Linked DNA regions of Mus musculus: regions 2 and 3 are each linked to region 1. Evidence: chromatin loops called from intact Hi-C (ENCODE). Cell type or tissue: left cerebral cortex. All regions are shown on one strand.

Region 1 (2,500 bases):
GGAATTTTCCAACCATTCTCCTCACCCCCCTCTAATGTGTTTGGTATTTTACCTGCATGGATGTCTGGGTACCACTTGCTTCCCTGCTTTCCTCTACGGTCAGAAGTGGGTGTCAGCTATCCTGGAACTAGAGTTACAGGTTGCTATGGGCCACCATTTGGGTGCTGGGAATCAAACCTAGGTGCTATGGAAGAATAGCCAGTTGCTCTTAACTGCTGAGCCATCTCTCCAACTCCATAAACAGTCTTCTTTTTCCTAACAATATCCAACTTTGCCTGGCAGACTCCACCACTCTAACACTCTATTTTATTATTATTTAAAAGGTTTTACACTGGAGGCAGGTTGAACATGAGACTCCTGATCCTCCGCCTCAAATAAGCCAGTGCTAGGGTTACAATCATATGCCACTTGCCCACAGAGTTCACCTAAACACTTTTGATCAGTAACTTTCAGACACAAGCTCCGTCTTTGACTTTGGGGATAGGTCTGGGACCAAGGCCAGTCAGAGCAGGCCCACTAGGATATAATCACCACACTGAATTTGGAGCCACTAGGAGGAATACAGAAAAACAAGAATGTGAACTATCAGCTGACGGTAGCCATCCTCTCTTGCAAACAGAACCGACACCGAGGAAAAGAGCTGAAATGACTCTAATACTATTTACCCCACTGAGTTACACTTTACCTGATGCCATACCAGGATCTTTTTACTAAATGCCCACTTGTTTAACAGCTTTGAGATGTGGCTTTTGTCACTTGTACACTACACCATCCATAAAAATTTAATGGTACAAATCAACTTCAGAAATTAAAACATTTAATCATTCCAAATCTGGAATCTTAAAATAAAAGACAGATCCAGGGGATTATTCTTAGTATTTCAAAAGGATGAATGAAATTATATACTGACCTGGCATTAGAAAAAAAGTGGACTTCTACACTACCCCGGGATAAGGTGACATGTGGATAACCTAGTGTTGGGATTACAGGCATGTGCCAGTTTGTCTGCATAGTAGTTTATTCTACATGACTGAACCTCTTTAAAATCTGCTTGAAATGAGTCTAAATAGAAATATAGTTTAGTCTTTCATTTAAAAATTACAAAAGAACTGATTGTGACTTTTATAATATAGTTTATTTGGGAGACAAACTGTTTTAAAACAAAAATATCACTGAAAATTTTCAAAATCATCACTGAAGGAGAAAAAACCCAAGAACTACAATATTATCTTGAAATACACTCAATAAAAGACAAATCACTTGAGATACTGAAACTACTCAGCATCCTTCAGTAGAGGAGTGTAAGCTAATGGTGCCACCTAGTGTCCTGCACTAGACACTACAACTCCATCTTCAAATTCCTTTTGCTGAAGAATACAGGCTAGTCTCCTCCCATTGTTGCTTTGTCTTCAGTAATTCTTCCAAAAGGCATTTGATTCTAATTCAGTTCTAGTTATGTGTAGCATTCCAGGGTGCCTTCATTCATACCTTTATCAACAATTGCTCCGTGAGGTTAGGGCTACTTTATTTCATTTTTAAGATTTCTCCATTAAAAATTTTGTTTAGATTTATTTATTTTATTTTTCTATGTGCATGTCTGTCATCATGGGTCTCTTGGAGGTCAGAAGAGGGCGTGAAGTCCCAGGTGCAAGAGTTACAGACAGTTTTGAGGTGCCTGACTTGGGTGCAGGGGACTAAACACAGGCAGTACACGTACATATACTCAGTGAAAAATACTCCAAGGGAAAATAGATCAATCTTTTAAAAAAAGGTCTGGTGCTCAGAGGATCAGGAGATGGCTCAGCTGGTAAAGTGGGTGCTGTGTAAGCACAACGACCTGAATTCAGATCCCCAGGCCTGTGAGGGGGAGACAGGAGACGTCGGTTACCTAAATCAGTGAGCTCTAGTGAGCTCTCAGAAACCACAGGTGTCTGGTACTGCTGCGGTAAGGAGGCAGTTGGATTCTACATGCTTGCAGGCCAGTCAATCTACATAAAACAGTGAGCTCTGTTTCTGTGAGGGAGGCTGTTTGAAGATGCAATGTGGAGGGCCAGAAAGGTGGCTGAGTGACAGAGGAGTCTGATGACCTGACCTGAGATCCATCCCTGGAAGTCCATGAAAAGCTGGATGCCATAGATGTCTGTAGTCTCGGCACTCCTACACTAAATGAAACTTTACAATATCAACCTCTGGGGGCTAGAAAGATATTCCAGGCATTATGAGCGCTTGCTGCTCTTCTAGCAAAGATGCCACATCAGTTGTGAGCACCCTCATCAAGTGAGGCTGAACAGTTTGTAACTCAAGCTCCAAGTCAGACACCAGTGTCCTCCAAAGCCACTGCACTCAAGTGGGCATACCCATAGGTACACATAATTAAAAAACAATAAAAACAAAGCTCTAAAAATATGAATTTCTGGCCTCCAGATGTACATATGTGGGCAAGCATGAGTCAGTGCAAGTGTGCGTGTATACATGTATGCACACACACACAATTACTATA
Region 2 (2,500 bases), 710 kb before region 1:
GGAGGGTCTCCGGGCCTGGCCAGTGTTGTTAAGAAACAGACTTCCAGGGCAACCACCTCTGAGGCCCTGTGGACTCCAGCTCTTAAAGACAGCACCAATAGCCTACTAAGCCTGTGTGTGAGGCACACTGTGCGGGTGTTTTCAACCGGAACTCCATCGGGTGTTGTGTGCAGTGAGTGTTGTGAAATATAACTCTGCAAGACAGTATTCTTGGTGGCCCGAGGCAAGGTGCACCCCTGAGAAATTACACTGTGCAACAGTTCTGGTATAAAGGGGGTTTACTGGGAGAAGAGGACTAGAGGCTGGCAAGTGGCTATGTAGACAGACAGATGGGAATGAAGCCAGGGGAGGGGGGAAGGGGGCCAAAGGACTGGAGTGGGGTGGGGGTCTTTTTATCTGTGGCACATACCTGTCGTACGTGGGGGGCGGGGCAGGTGATGCCTTAAGCAATTGCTAGGTCCCTGAGGGCAGGTCAGCAGAGTCTCCTGTGAGCGAAGTCTAGAAAGGATTTCACTGTAGAAAAAAGAGGGACAGTAACACTTGAACTGCATTCCAGTTGTACCTGTCCAGTTGTTTCCAAGTCATAAACTACCACAGTCTTTTGCTTCCACCAGAGTTCAGCATATAGTAGATATTCAATAAATGTCTAGGGAACACCGGTCTAGCAGATAGCCTTGCAAGGGGAACTCAGCTGCTGCCTGCCAAGATGCTACCGCTTCCCAAGGAACCCTCTCTAGCCAATGACCATAACAGCAAGTACCACTATTGAGCACCTACTATGCGAGGAATCCCGTGCCTATCGTAGTAAGGCTGTAATACCTGCTTTACAGAAAAGAAACAGACTCGGAAAGACGGACCGTCACACAAAAAAGCTACACCCAGCATCCCAGCCACTAAGGATACTGTCTTGGAAACCAGGTGACTCTAAACCAGGTTCTTGGTTCCTTTAACTTGGGCACCCCTCCAGCAAGCATTCCCGAGTCTCTTTGGATTCCTCCATTAGCCACACTCACTTTATCCCCTCTCCCCATGCTCACAAGAGCCCTGGTGCAGAGATGACTCCATACCCCGACGCAGTTCCGCATGCAGCCACCGGGTGGCGAGATGTTCTCAGCCTGACCTTGCAATACGGCCATGTGTCACCAGATGGTGCCCGAGGACGCGGCTCTGTGGGCAGGGCCCGGACAAGGTGGAGCCCTGTCGGCTTACTGGTCCCAGTCCCATCCTCGCTACTCCAGCACACGTGACCTCCGCCGCCGCTGCTAACCTGCACCATGGCTCAGCCCGTCCCTCGGCTATCTATCCCAGCCGCACTGGCCCTGGGCTCGGCCGCGCTGGGCGCCGCCTTCGCTACTGGTCTCTTGCTGGGTGAGCTGGGCTGGGCTGCTGCAGTCCGGGGAATGGGAGGAGGGCGCGGAGAAGAGCCGGAGAACCCGGTCAGAAATGCAGGCCCTGACTCGGCACCCTCTCCCCGGCAGGGAAACGGTGGCCTCCATGGGGGTCCAGGCGGCAAGAGCGCCTGCTGCCACCTGAGGACAATCCCCTGTGGCAGTATCTGCTGAGCCGCTCCATGAGAGAGCACCCGGCGCTGCGGAGCCTGCGACTGGTCAGTAGGACTGGGACCGAGAACCGGCTCCCCACTTCCAGCGTGGTGGACCTCACGTGGCTGTGTGACCTTGAGCTAGGCAGAAACCCTCTCTGGGCTTCCGGGTTCCCTGAGACCTGTCCCCTCTAGGCCACACCCGCCACCGAGCCCCTGAATGATTCAAAACCTCAGGGGGGAGGTGGGGGGGGTGACTGGTATGAATGGCACCTCCCTCTCCCCACACAGCTGACCCTGGAGCAGCCGCAGGGGGATTCCATGATGACCTGTGAACAGGCCCAGCTTCTGGCCAACCTGGCGCGGCTCATTAAGGCCAAGAAAGCTCTGGATCTGGGTAGGAACACGCAGCCATGGTCTCTGGAAACCAGGGTCACAGGGCAGCCCTGCACCCTGAACTGAGCTTGACAGTGTCCCCTTCCACAGGTACTTTCACGGGCTACTCGGCCCTGGCCCTAGCCTTGGCGCTTCCGGAGGCTGGCCGCGTGGTGACCTGCGAGGTTGACGCAGAGCCCCCGAAGCTGGGACGGCCCATGTGGAAGCAGGTGAGAGCCCCACACCTGCGGCCGTTCGGGCTCCGGCTCGGGGGCGTGCCGGCCTGACCGGCCTCCTTCCGCAGGCAGAAGTGGAGCAGAAGATCGACCTTCGGCTGCAGCCCGCCCTGCAGACATTGGGTGAGCACCAGTGCGGGAGGGACCCAGACAGCACTGTCCAACCCCGGGGAACAAAACTGGCGACCCTGAGCAGCCCGCTGAGACCCTAGCTCAGCCAGCGGCACATGCCCTCTGTCCCTGTTAAGATGAGCTCCTAGCGGCGGGCGAGGCCGGAACCTTCGACATAGCCGTGGTGGACGCGGACAAAGAGAACTGTACCGCCTACTACGAGCGCTGTCTGCAGCTC
Region 3 (2,500 bases), 520 kb before region 1:
ACAGTGAGGCCCTGTCTAGAAAACCAAACCAAACCAAACCAAACCAAACCAAACCAACTCAAGATTAAATGGTGGACATGCTGGTGCATACCTGTAATCCAGAACTGAGGCAGGAGGATCGCATGAGTTTGAAGGTTACCTGGGCTACTGTTTTAAAAGAACAAAGTCCCTGGCCAATCCAGATTCCTTTGACCCAGGTTATGAAAATGGAAAACCAGCAAAAGCAACAACAACAGGCTTGATCCTGCTGTGGATCAAGAAAGCAGAAAGCAGGGCACTCACCTGCCATCCCTCCTGTCAATCATGTGGAGGTGCTGCAGAGTGGTGGCGATGTCATGTGGGCACATGCCTGTGGCTCTGCTAATGGCCTTGATGCTGATGTGCCTCTCGTGGTGGCGGTAGAGGTATTCCAAGATGACACTTTTCCAGTAGGCCAGGTAGGAGAGCCGGCCCAGGTCAGAGAGCGGCTTTTCGGGAGACCCTGCTTGGCCTTCTCTTCGAGAAAGCAAATAGCCTAGGCAGGAAAAGCAAAACTGCACTCAGCTTGGTTGTCAGAGCTAGGGCCAGGACTAGGAACAATGTCATCAGCCACAAGGTAAAAGCATCACACAGGTCAAGTGTGTCCTGTCAAGCTCGTCACCTCTCTCAATTACAGTGATGTCACCTCGTCAAATTTCTGCTTGTCAACTTTTGTGGTGACACTGTAAGCGAATTCACACAGCTGGTGGCAGCTAACATACATGGTGTTGTGTGTCACGGAGGTTGAAAGCTAAGACTAAAGAGACTTCTGGGGAATCTCCACACATAAATCCCCTGCAAGCCTGAAATTCTCTCGGATACTCAATGTCAGGATCTCTCGGATCCTGGGGAGGGACCACCCCGACATTAATGGGCAGGTTGTTTTCCACAGAGGACCCGATGACCCTTTGACAGCTGGGGCTTAGTGAAGGGGCTTCGGCTGACACAGCCTGCACTGCCTGTTCCGTTTAACCAGCGGCTGATTTGAAGCTGTTTTAGTATTAATAAAACACTGGCTTTCACGCCTATGGTGGCAAACGCAAATCTACGATGCTAGCTCTATTTTTACCCTTCTCATAAAAACTAAGCCAACCTGAGAATGTGGCTCCTACAATTACAAATAAAATACACGAGCACATGAAGCTCGAACCGCACAGCTTTTCTGGCAAAGAAACTCTGAAATGAGAAGACTTTAAGCCCACTTAGAGGAAATGAACGGAAGCTGGTGGCTGTCTCGGTAATTAAGAGGCAGTAATGGAGGAGAGAAGAATTGACTGTCAAGTAGTGATGGCTTCTTTGCTCTAATTGTTTCAACAGCCTCACCTCCCTGAGGTTCACCTCCGTGAACCTCCTGCGTGTAAACAAACATCAGCACAGACAGTAGGTGGCAGCACTCACCAAACCAGGCCACTCTACACCAACCCAGACATCAGCGTTCCTCCCCTTCATCTACAGTTCCAAAATGGCTGCACTTGCAAGAATTTTCTGTTTTAGTTTTTCTGTTGTTGTTACAAAGAGAAATCAATGCCTTGGATCCATTTTCTTCCTGTTTCTCAAAACCACTTGCAAATAATGCAGAAATCTAGAAAAAGACACTCTACCTCAACAGCATGCTGCATCTTGACAGCTTTTATTTGAATGTCATCATACAGAATAGAAATAAAATAAGCATCGTGTTTTGCCTAAGATTTTTGGTTTAACTCCTCTCGTCCTGTTTAAGTATTGAATGCAAACAAACACCAGACTTTAACAGCCAAGCCACTGTCGGCGCGTGCCGCTCTGCCACACTGAGGTTTTCAACAGCGGTGTCAGGAATGCTAACGTGGACAGCTGCTGTGCTGCAGCCAGCCCATATCGTGTCCTGTCAACATGGAGAGTGCTGCGTTGCCAGAGCAGTGGAGGAAGCCCAAACCTCAGCACAGAAAACTGGCGTATCCCGTCACCTGCTCCCTAAGTGCTTGGCATAGCCTGAGAAATTTACTTAGTCAGCTGGGAGCCCCAGCTCTGTACTTCTGCCGGGGGTGGGGGGGTGAGGCGCAGGTATAGAACCATGGATGATAACTGTTCCCTTTGTCCACAAGATCCCACAATTAAAAGTTCCCTGCAGTGACTAACTATGGAAGTCCCCAGGCCCTCACTGATTCATGTGAATCCCACTGTTGAAGGCAGAAATTTGGCCTACAAGCAGTTCCCCCTCCCACCTACGCTCACCACTACACAGAACTACCTTACCCTGGAGGCACGGTTTTTATTATGTCTCTATGTTCCCACACTTTGACCTAAGAGGGAAGCATTCCCACCCTCCCTTTCAATTTTACCTAGCTGTTCTTGTACCCCGAGTCTAAAAAGCATGCGGTAATTTAGGCGAGCCAGCAAGCTGAGCCCCTGGGGAGCACTGGAGTACAAACCTTTCAGTACCCTCCACTCCTGCAGTGTCAAAAGGCTGACTCCTGACAATTCCTTGGCCTTTTGACTGCAGCGC

The links. Peaks named below come from ENCODE experiments on the same cell type or tissue, not always from the same donor. Only the 100,000 strongest peaks of a DNase experiment are listed, where the experiment ranks them.
Region 2: it touches region 1 in a loop (5-fold over the local background); 19 of 42 quality-filtered maps call a loop at or near these places.
Region 3: a loop joins it to region 1, with 5 times the contacts of the local background. A loop is called at or near these places in 28 of 42 quality-filtered maps.

The regions. Positions count from the first base shown.
Region 1 is chr14:21,135,936-21,138,435 of GRCm38, reverse strand. The region is part of intron 3 of Adk (adenosine kinase); the gene reads right to left. Among named protein-coding and RNA genes, the nearest start is that of Adk, 85 kb to the right of the region's middle. In left cerebral cortex, a CTCF peak has its summit at 1,321 (motif pointing left); a DNase peak (open chromatin) is centred at 1,324.
Region 2 is chr14:21,847,647-21,850,146 of GRCm38, reverse strand. Comtd1 (catechol-O-methyltransferase domain containing 1) reads left to right here and starts at 1,237. Exons shown (of 7, transcript NM_026965.2): 1 at 1,237-1,368; 2 at 1,479-1,606; 3 at 1,832-1,937; 4 at 2,027-2,145; 5 at 2,220-2,274; 6 at 2,400-2,500. The coding sequence starts at 1,275. It overlaps A430057M04Rik (RIKEN cDNA A430057M04 gene), which reads right to left. Exons shown (of 3, transcript NM_176925.3): 1 at 1,068-2,500; 2 at 410-513. The coding sequence starts at 1,276. In left cerebral cortex, a CTCF peak has its summit at 1,103; a DNase peak (open chromatin) is centred at 1,147; H3K4me3 peaks cover 1,393 bases; H3K27ac peaks cover 1,262 bases.
Region 3 is chr14:21,658,757-21,661,256 of GRCm38, reverse strand. Kat6b (K(lysine) acetyltransferase 6B) reads right to left here. Exons shown (of 17, transcript NM_017479.3): 13 at 283-514. Among named protein-coding and RNA genes, the nearest start is that of Dupd1, 55 kb to the left of the region's middle. In left cerebral cortex, a CTCF peak has its summit at 1,406 (motif pointing right); DNase peaks (open chromatin) are centred at 1,426 and 1,761; H3K4me3 peaks cover 327 bases; H3K27ac peaks cover 584 bases.